2 separate regions of the Homo sapiens genome follow, and region 2 is linked to region 1. Evidence: chromatin contacts called from ENCODE Hi-C or POLR2A ChIA-PET data. All regions are on one chromosome and are shown on one strand. The core of a region is the stretch at or near the end of the contact, and the rest is flanking DNA. Distances in the headings are between cores, read along the strand shown. Region 1 holds the start of CCDC61 (coiled-coil domain containing 61). Region 2 has its middle 28 kb from the start of IGFL4.

Evidence for each region. A loop is a pair of places that touch in the nucleus more often than their neighbours do. ChIA-PET counts read pairs that join two places held with the same protein, here RNA polymerase II (POLR2A). Pooled maps may share reads with other maps.
Region 2: POLR2A ChIA-PET joins it to region 1 with 13 read pairs in HEK293. The contact joins the enhancer-like site here to the promoter of CCDC61 in region 1. A Hi-C loop is called at or near these places in 1 of 168 maps with a recorded cell type or tissue (IMR-90) and 4 of 50 pooled maps. POLR2A ChIA-PET finds 5 or more read pairs at or near these places in 3 of 52 experiments (HEK293, HepG2 and MCF 10A).

What each region holds. Positions count from the first base shown.
Region 1 is chr19:45,993,007-45,998,373 of GRCh38, forward strand. It overlaps CCDC61 (coiled-coil domain containing 61), which reads left to right and starts at 2,461. Exons shown (of 14, transcript NM_001267723.2): 1 at 2,461-2,498. RefSeq lists enhancers at 1,819-2,008, 2,399-2,578.
Region 2 is chr19:46,065,962-46,071,328 of GRCh38, forward strand. It overlaps a transcript of IGFL4 not described here. Among named protein-coding and RNA genes, the nearest start is that of IGFL4, 28 kb to the left of the region's middle. Within about 2 kb of position 2,735, at least 3 of the 41 ENCODE cell types and tissues checked have a DNase peak (open chromatin) inside an H3K27ac peak, as active enhancers do.

The DNA.
Region 1 (5,367 bases), core at 1,211-3,710:
GCTGGTCTTGAACTCCTGACCTCAGGTGATCCGCCTGCCTTGGCCTCCCAAAGTGCTGGGATTACAGGCGTGAGCCACCGCGCCTGGCCTATTTCTTTACTATATGTTATTATTTGCCTTCCTTTCACTAGGGTATGAGCTTTTCCTGTTTGTTACCAGATGTTTCTACCTCCAGCACCCAGAAAAGTGCCTGGAACATAGCAGGTGCTCAATAAATGGCCTGACAAGTGAGTGAAGAAATAAGTGAAGCAATGAATTGAACTCCACTTACAGATGAAGAAAGTGAAGTTCCCAGAAGAGGCATGACTTGTGGGAGGTCTCACAGCTGGCAAGGGAAAGCCTTCAGATTCTAATCCATGTTTCCTTTTTTTTTAATTGTTATTTATTTATTAATTATTTTCTTAGAGACAGAGTCTTGCTCTGTCACTCAAGCTGGAGTGCAGGCATTTATGGGATTTAGCTGAGGGGAAGGTGAAGTGAGAATACATTTAGATTGGGTTTACAGGGATATTTTTATGTGGTTCATAGATACTTCTCGGATACTTAAACCACCTAATTAGTTGTCATGGCGTAGAAATGGCTTCCCGGAATGCTTCTGTTGTGTAAGTTACTAACTCACTAGATGCGAGGCCACAGCCTACTAAATGGCATGAATGTATCTTTTAGCGGCTCATTCCAGAAGCATCTGTGTAACAGAAATGTCAGGAATTGAAAGGAAGCCTGCGCGGTGGCTCACACCTGTAATCCCAGCATTTTGGGAGGCTGAGGTGGGAGGACTGCTTGAACTCAGGAGTTCGAGACCAGCCTGGGCAACATAGTGAAACCCCATGTGTACTAAAAATAAATTAAAAAAAAATTAGCCAGATGTGATGGCGTGTGCCTGTAGTACCAGCTACCTGGGAGGGTAAGGCAGGAGGATCACTTCAGCTCAGGAGTTCAAGGCTGCAGTGAGCCATGAACATGCCACTGCACTCCAGCCCAGCGATGAAGCGAGACCCTGTCTCAGCAAACAAAGAAACCAACAAACAAAAAATTGAAAGTATTGAGCCAGAAGTTAGTCTGTGGAAACATTTTCCAAAACATAGTTAACATGTGAATGAAACTTTATGAAAGTTTTTCTTTTTTTTTTTTTGGAGGTGGCATCTCACTCTGTTGCCCAGGCTGGCGTGCAGTGGCACGATCTTGGCTCACTGCAACCTCCGCCTCCCGAGTTCAAGTGATTCTCCTGCCTCAGCCTCCTGAGTAGCTGGGATTACAGGCGTCCGCTACTGCGCCCAGCTAATTTTTTATATTTTTAGTAGAGACAGGGTTTCACCAGGTGGTTCAGGCTGGTCTCGAACTCCTGACCTCGTGATTCCCAAAGTGCTGGGATTACAGGTGTGAGCCACCGCGCCTGGCCAGAAGTTTTTCTAGATTTCCAAAAGACTTCAATAACATCACCAATACTGATTTGTGAAGCTGAAACTTGTTCTAAATTATAATGAATTTTTAAAAAGTTCCATCAACCACGCTAGAGGAAAGATAACTTACTTTTCTCTTTGTAGACAAGGATATTGTGAAACATGCAGCTGAAAAAGTAGGAAACATCACAGAGGTGTGTCAGGCAGAAAATTAATAAAAACATTACGTTATCCTTTGGGATTTTGCAATGTTTGTGGTATTTGGCTCTTTTAAATATGTAATTTGTTATTATTTCATATTCTAAGTAAACTTTCATGTCAGTTTTTTTTTTTCTTTAAACTTTATTTTCCTTTCTTAAAGAGGTCCCTCCTCCCCCATCCCCGCGCTCAATTCCTTTAGCTGGATCCTTCCAGTTCATGACTGATCGGTTTAAAATATGGGTCGTTCAAAAGCCGTGTGAACCCGGGCTAGTGGCTATACCTCTCTGAGACTGTTTTCTTAGTGGTAAAATGGAAATCATAATAACTTTGCAGGGCTGTTATAAAGTTTAAATAAGCCAAGTCCTGCAAAATGCTTAGTGCAGGTTTGGAATGCACCAAGCGATGACAAATCTCAACCTGTCTTTATGCTGAGACCACTCCCCAGTTTCCGGAGCCGCGGCCACTATCTCCCCATGCGCATGCACACCCGGCTCTCCCTTCCAGGCCCTCCCCACCACGTGGGCGCGGCCTACCCTCCCGCAGGGGGTAATAGGTGGAGTCAAGGGGCTACTTCCGGGATTCTTTCCCTTCCACTCTGGGGAACAACCTTTTTGTATGACTGGCAGCATTATTAGCCAGTAGTGATTAGAGAAGAGCCCGACGTTAGGTGCCTCCCCCAACCCATTTGGGACAGCCTCTTCTTAGTTAGCCAATTGGAAGTTTTGGAGGGCGGGTTCTCCTCTGGGGGAGGGACAGAGTGATGGGCGTCTCTTTTGGCTAATGGAAACTTGGCTGCTGGTAAGCTGTGACCAATCAGAAGCGAGAACGCCGGATCCTGGGGCGGGGCTGGAGCTTCGTCAGTTGAACCGCTCGCGAGGAGGGTTGCTAGTGGAGAAGGTGAGAGGCCGCGGGAGTGGCGGTTGCGCGGGCCGTGGTGGAGGTCTTAGGTGGAGGGGAAGGGGCTTCTCTCGGGGGAGAGTGGGCTGCGGTGGGCAGCTGACCTGGCCTTGTAGGAATCGGGAGGGAGGGTGCCCTTTAACAAGGGTAGGCGCTTGATTGAGGGGTTGTGAGGCTGAGCGCAGCATGTGAGTTGGGGGTGATCTGTATATCGCAGGAGGGTCTTCAATGGGGAAAGTTGTAAAGCAGGAGACAGCAGATGGTAAAATATAGAGACGTCCTTGGAATGCAGCGTGGCGATTTAGTAGGAGGTTTTAAGGCAGAGGGTTATTACAGCGCACTATGCTTTACAAGCTTTGATTTGGGTGAAAGTCGTGGGAAGAAGCAATATTGAGGAAGGGAGGGAAGGAGACCTCCAGGGATGAGCATGTACTTTAAAGAGATGTGAAGCCCTATTATGCCTGTGGCGTTTGCTATGTGCTGTGCACCTGCCAAGTGTTTTAGGTGAATTAACTCTTAAACTTACTCTACTGATGGTTAAGAATGTGGGCTCTGGCGTCGGGTTGAATCCCGAATTTGAATCCTGGCTCTGCCACTGATCATTACTGTGGCTTTGGGCCAGTTGTTTAACCCTTCTGTGCCTCAGCTTCATCATCAGTAGAATGACATCATCTCTGTCTATACCATTGGCTAGCTTCACCCTCTTTATCTAATGAGAACTCCCACGTGTGTATTTCCAGCCTGGATCTCTGCCCTGAACTCCAGACTCATATCATGGCCGACTCTTCTCTCTTTGGAAGTTCATCTGACATTCAGACATAAACTTGTCCCAAACCAATCTTGCGATTTCTTCCTTTCAACCTCCAAACCCAGTTGATGGGACATTCATCCTGCCAGGTACTAAGATCAAGAAGCTTGGAGTGTTCTTTTTTTTTTTTTTTTGAGACAGAGTTTCGCTCTTGTAGCCCAGGCTGGAGTGCAATGGCGCGATCTTGGCTCACTGAAACCTCCACTTCCCAGATTCAAGGGAATTACAGGCGCCCGCCACCACACCCAGCTAATTGTTTGTATTTTTAGTAGAGAAGGGGTTTCACTATGTTGGCCAGGTTGGTCTTGAACTCGTGACCTCAGGTGATCCACCCGCCTCAGCCTCCCAAAGTGTTGGGATTACAGGCGTGAGCCACCGTGCCTGGCTAGCTTGGAGTCTTCTTCACTTCTCCCTTTTGTCTTACTTATATATGGTCTAGCAGATCGCATTAGCTCTGTCTTCAAAACACATCCAGAATCCAACCATGCCTCACCAGCTCCTTTGCTACCACTCTGGCCTCAGTTTGTCTCCTGCTCTTACCTGGTTTGTTGCAGTGGCCTTCCAGGTGGGCTCTCTGCCTCTCACTGTTAGGGGGATACTAGTAGAACAGAAGTCAGGTCAGGTTGTTTCTCCTTTCAAACCCTCTCCTGGCTCCCACATTACACTGCAAAAGTCTTCACCATATCCACGAGGCCCCAACCTATTGGGTTCCTCCTCCTCCCTCCCCTCAACTCCCATCACTTCTCTCATTCCCCTGGCTCACTCTGCTGCAGCCACCCTGGCCTCCCCGCTGTCATTTGAACATAGCGAACACATTGCCATCTCAGGGCCTTTGTACTCGCTGTCCCTGAACGCACTGCCACCTCAGGGCCTTTGTACTCGCTGTCCTGTCCTTCTGGATCAGGTCTTTTCAGGTGTCTGTGTGGCTTCTTCCACACCTCTTTCAGGTCTCCGCTCAGACGTCAGCTTCACAACCAGGCATTTGCTAAAGTACTACTCAAGCTAAAATAACTCCTGTCACTGTATGGCCCTTCACTTGGCTTTATTTTTCTTCATAACACCACTACCTGATATAGATTATTATTATTATTTTTTTTGAGATGGACTCTTGCGGGTCACCCAGGCTGGAGTGCAGTGGCGCGATCTCGGCTCACGGTAGCCTCCACCTCCTGGGTTCAAGTGATTCTCCTGCCTCAGCCTCCCAACTAGCTGGGATTACAGGTGTATGCCAGCATGCCCAGCTAATTTTTACATTTTTAGTAGAGACGGGGTTTTGCCATGTTGGCCAGGGTGGTCTCAAACTCCTGACCTCAGGTGATCCACCCACCTCAGCCTCCCAAAGTGCTGAGATTACAGGCGTGAGCCACTGCGCTGGGCCTATTATTATTTTTTGAGATAGAGTCTCTCTCTGTCACCCAGGCTGGAGTGCAGTGGCCTCATCTCAGCTCACTACAACCTACGCCTCCCAAGTTCAAGTGATTCTCCTGTTTCAGCCTCCCAAGTAGCTGGAACTACAGGCATATGCCACCACGCCTGGCTAATTTTTGTAATTTTAGCAGAGATGGGGTTTCACCATCTTGGCCAGGCTGGTTTCGAACTCCTGACCTCAAGTGATCTGCCCACCTCAGCCTCCCAAAGTGCTGAGATTACAGGCGTGAGTCACTGTGCCCGGTCCTCACATCAATTACTGTTGGTTTATATCCACTGGGCTTCTTGGACCTCCCCACTAGAGTGTTTGACTCCATGTGAATATGGAACCCAGCACCTAGAAGAGCACATGGTGTTTAAAAAGTGTTGCTTCTCCTATACTGTCCTCACCACCCTTTGGGGTCTCCCTGTGGTATGGGGCAGGGTTGCTGAACTAGGAGGGTCATGTGTGGGGTGGTAGGGTCGGAGGTGGGGGAATAAACTGGGCAGATTGTGGCGCCCAAGGGCAGAAGGAACCTTTAGTGTCTGAAGGAACTTGGAGGAAATGCAGATTTCTGGGCCCACCCCCAGAGTTTCTGCTTGTGTATAGTTGGGACCCGACCTAGGAAGCTGCATTTTCATAAGCACTTGTGG
Region 2 (5,367 bases), core at 1,485-3,984, 73 kb after region 1:
CCATGAAGCAAAGTAAGTGAGAACCAAAGAATCCCATCAAAGTAGCCCCTGAGAGACCCTTAAGGCTGAAAGTGGAACTTAGCTCAGCATGGCCCTCTCAGCCAGGTGATTTTTTCTCTTGATTTCTGGTGAAGCGTGAGCTTGTAAAGCCACAGGGAGCCAGCACCTACCATCTTCTTGAAAGCCTGATGCCAAAGATCTTTAAACATCTTGACACCATATATCAAGGAATCCAGCTGCCAGATAAAATACAAGACTTCTAGTTAAGTTTGAATTTCAGATGAGCAACAAAGAAATATTTAGTGTAAGTATGTCCCAAGTGTTACCCAAAACATACTAAAATGTTTAAATTATCTGAATGTCAAATTTAAGTGGGCATTCTTATGTTTTTATTTGCTAAACTGGCAACCATAACTAGGAACACCCAACTCCCAGCATCCATGAAAGCTCTCTCTACTTTCCTGCAGACTCAAAGCCAAAGAAGTACCAATACTTCTTCAGGGACCAGTGTATTAAGCCACTTTTGCATTGCTATAAGGAAATACCCAAGGCTAGGTAATTTACAGAGAAAAGACGCTTATTTGGCTCATGCTTCTTCAGGCTATATAGGAAGCATGGTGCTGGCATCTGGTTGGCTTCTGGTGAGGCCTCAGTGACCTGTTACTCATGGCAGAATGTGAAGCAGGAGCAAGCATGTCACATGGCTAGAGTGGGAATGAGACTGAGAGGAAGTGTCACACATTTTTAAATGACCAGATCTTGCAAGAACCCACTATTGTGAGGACAGCACCAAGCTATGAGGGATCTTCCCCATGACCCAAACACCTCCTGCCAGGCCCCACCTCCAATACTGGTGATTATATTTCAACATGAGATTTGGAGAGGACATTCAACCTATATCAACCATTTAAATTTAAAGTTGAGGAATGAAAACATTTAAGAGCAAGTAAGCATGAATTATGTTCACCCAATCGTACTCCTAAAACCATCTCAGCTCCTCTCCTTCAGCCAAGGGCATGTCCTCATGTCCAATCTGGTTCTCACTGGAGAGATTTGGGAGTGGGAACTCTGCAATCTTGCTGTGGTCAATAAAAGAACCTCCCAGAGGCTCACAGGGGCTTCAAGCTTCAATCGTAGTCCCCATTTCAGATCCTCTGACACTCTCCCATCCACTCTCCTTGTGCCTGCTTCAAAGCCACAGCAAACAGAAGCCAAACCTTTAGTAAGGATGATCCCAATCTCAATTCCAACCCCAGCCCCAGCATATCCACCTTTGCCTATACCTAACACTACTATCTGGACATCCGCTTTCAGCCCAGGCCCTCGCTGTTTTCCTCATTGCCTCTGTGGCACCTCAGTCCCAGTTTGCCCTCCACCCATCCAGGAAGCTCACTCCCTTCCCTGGATTCTCATCTTGGCTCTTTTATGAGCTTCCTTGCATGCCTTCACCTTCCTGGGTTCCAGAGAGCCCAAGACCAGCTCCCAGGAATAGTGCCCCTACCCCGATGAGCCTGATCCCAGAAGAATTAGCCCCAAAGTAATGCTGAGCTTTAGCCAGAACAAAAGCTAGCCTAGAAAATTCCCCAGGCAGGAAACAGATGACTGCACATAAGTCTCATTGCCGACCCCATTCGTTTCCCACAGGGGCTTGTCTGCATCCTCATCCACGTGTGCTCAGGCTCAGAGTGAGTTTCAGGTGAGGAAAGAGTGATGAACAAGCAGAATGGAGGAGGAATTTGTGGGGTTGCAGGATGGGGCTCTGACAGGGCCCCAGGTTGGCAGCCAGGTTTGTTTCTCTCTGGGACCCACATCTGATCTATCCCTCAGGAAAGAGTCAGTCAGCCAGCCCCCAGGTGTGGAAACCAGATCTGTGACATCATGGAGAACTGCTCCATGGATAAGCCCATGAGTAAGCCCTAGTGCCATTTACCCAGGTGTGGATTCACCTGCTCCTATGCTCCACTTCCAGCAATGATGACAAACATTCTTTGGTCCCTTGGATCAAAAGACTTTGAGTCAAAAGGTTTCAGGTGTGAACTCTGACTGCACCTTCCCCCATAATCAAAGAAGGATCCAGGTAGGAATCCCTGCCATGCTCCAGGCTGAAGCGGGGAGAGAGCAGCAGAAAAGGAATTTCAATAACTGGGTCCTCCCAAGAGGGGACCCTGCTCTGTTCTCCATCTCTCCACCTTTTGTCACAGATGCTCTTCAACCAATTCCGCCACCATGTGTCACCATGTGTCTCTGAACACAAATCTTAAACAATCTCTTTATCTCTCCAGATGAAGAAAGACCCACCAGGGCAGACAGAGCTGATGTTTCCTTGCAGTGGCTTAGACAGTAATCTGAGGTCCTGGGATACAGGGTACATTAAGATATTAAAGACCTCGAGCTCTGAGTGTCGAATCTCATCATGATGGAATCCAACATAAAACAAGACTGAATGCAAACATGATGCTTAATTGTGTGCGGAATTGAAAAAAATAGTTCTCAATTTTTTTGCTTGCAAATTGTGGGATACGTTTACCAGATTTGAACTTTTCCCTTATTTGTCATCCCGCTTTGTTGATTCTGTAACCAGGGGCTTGGGATTCATTTTGGGGATCCCAAAGCCCTTGTTTGTTGAAGGGTTTCAAAGTCTGGTAGGAGGGTGGTGCACACACAGATAGAATTGTTCATCTGTGGGCGGCCTCTGACTCCCTCCCTGGGTAGGCCTCCAGGCCCAATCCTTCCTTCTGAGGAACCGCCGGGAAAGACTTTGATCAAAACAATTAAATGCATTGGGAGCTCAGTCTGAGGCAATTATGTGGTTTCATAGAGGAAGAGGTAGAGATGACTCAGGCATTTCTGGCCCCATGTCAGCCTCAGGGCAATCACATTCGGGATTTTGCAAAAGACACATTCACTCTGAGCACTGGAGACCTACATCTCTTTGTCCAGTTGACTTAAGTTCTCACCAAGTGAATATCTTCATGCTAAAGACAGTTTCATTTGTGATTAGGGACAGGAGAGCATGTTTCCCCTCGGTCCTCTGATTCTGACTGGAGGGGCAGTGCTGAGTTCTGGATCGGGGCTGCTGGCAGTACGTGGGAAAGCTGTCCTATCAGTACTGTATAGAACAGGTGGTCAGAGAAAATGCCTCCCTGGAAAACCTTTTCACATGGTTGAATGTCCCCAGACATGAGAGGGAGTGGAGGACTTTGTTCTAGAGCCCACCTCAGAGGCCAGGCACTGCCAATGCCATGAGCAAAATCTTCCACCTCTTTCCCCCAATTTTCTCTCCATCTGGATTCTGTGTTGCTGAGGTCATTTGCTCTGTCTCTTCCTACCCTCTGTATTCTTCTCTCTCATCTGACTGACTTTTCTCACTCAATTTTCAAATATCACCTAAAATAATAATACAGATAAGAAACAAATGTATTCTAATGAAAATGTTCAGTCTGAGAAGTAAAGATTACATGGTGAGCATTGATAATTTTTATCATGCTTCCTACCCTCCCCAAAGGTAACTGCATTTAAGATGTAGTGTTTGTATTTTTCCATAAATTCTGTATAGTTGAATACATATAAGTCTACATATATGCCACACTTTTCCCTTCTTATAAATAAGATATCATACATCCCCCCCTTGAAGCCCTAAAAGCCCACAGATCACAGATAATTCTCATGGCTGCCTAGATTTCTATTTTATGGATAAATTGTAATTTATTTCATTTGTCTTCTTTTTGAAAATTATGTAGGTTGTTTGCAATATTTCAGCCTTACCCTAAAAATTCTGCAACAAATATTCTTGTATGTACATATTTGGGCACTTTAATTAGAGTGTTTAGTCAACAGCAATAGATGTGAAAATTCTGAAGCAAATTGTGTAAGATGCTCTGAGCCATATGCATAGGGAAAAATCTAAACAATAGATTAGACTAAAGCAATAAACATGAATGAACAGGTTCAGGGTTTCAGTTTTAAGAATTGAAACATATTTTGAATGGCAGCCAGTAAAATGCACTGACTCCAAACACTTCAAACAAGACATTCCTGTTATCAGGAAGGTTAGGAGGGTAACGCTTGTTTTGTTCACTAAGCTGGGTGGACTCATGATTACTGAAGCAATACTCATTTCTGCTTTAGTCTCCTATGTTTGCATCCCATGAAGCTCAAATACGAATTGAAGCAAATCTCTAAGATTTTTTTTTTTTTGCCTTATCTCCTAAAACTTGAGGAATGCATGTGTTCTTAGTGATTCACATCCACGGGACAAAAACTCAAGGAGAAATAAGAGCTGACGTCATGCAAGTCTTGGCTGCTTTTGTTACTATACATTTTCTCTGAGAGTCCAACAGACTTCGGGCTGGAACTTGGCACTGGAGACTCATGTTCGGAATCATAGGGGAACATCTGGCTGTTAATCACTTGCACAATTTAGAACATTTCCTTTACATTGGCTTTAAATTCTAGCCCTTATTTCATTTTGTAGTCTTATTTTCTTTCTTCTGCATGCTCACAATACCAAGCATTAAATGTATTTTAATAACTAAAAAAAAAAAGGAATTTTATTTCTGGTGGTGTTACTAATGGTTGTGTGATTGTGCAGAGTCCAGAAAGCTGCTGACTTAACTACCCATCACCCAGCTCAAAACGCCCAATCCCCTCTTAGGTGAAAAGTGATGACCATACAGATATTTAAAGGAGAAGCACCCTCACTTACAACATCAGAGGGTCAAATCTACAGGCTCATCAGCTGTCCTACATTTTGTCAAAATAAAGCTCCTCTCAAACATGGAGGCACATCGGCAGTTCATGGAGCCAGAAGTACCTACTTCACCCTCTCTCTTACATGGGTGGGCCTGAAGTACTCCTTATCAGGGCATCTGGACTCTATTTTGGGTGTGTGCAAAGTGTTTTGAAGGGTTTTTCTTGGTCGATGTTTTGTATTTGGGGGAAAAATTAATCATCCTCAAATTGAATCGCCTAATCACCAGGTGACCCCAGGTGATGGCATGGCACCATACTCTCCAGAGGTCTGCGATATTTGCCCAGTGGAGTACAGCTCCCAACAAGCCTGCGGTCCTCCATTCATGATGCTCTCTAGAATCCCAAGATGGCGTTTGTTTGCCTGCATGGGATTCACCTTCCATGACTCTCAGGAATCAGGAACTCAAAAGACATGATCCTGTTTTTTTTTTTTTCTTTTTTTCTCTGCCTATGTGTATCAGCTCAGCCAACCTCCTCAATGTGCTTTCCCTCACGCCAGCGGCACACCAGCAAGTCAGCAAAGTTCAGGGGCTCAGTATGCACTGAATGAGGACACAAGTCTTATTTGCCTCTCCCTTGACTATGTTGGGGGTAAGGAGAAGACACAGCCTCTCT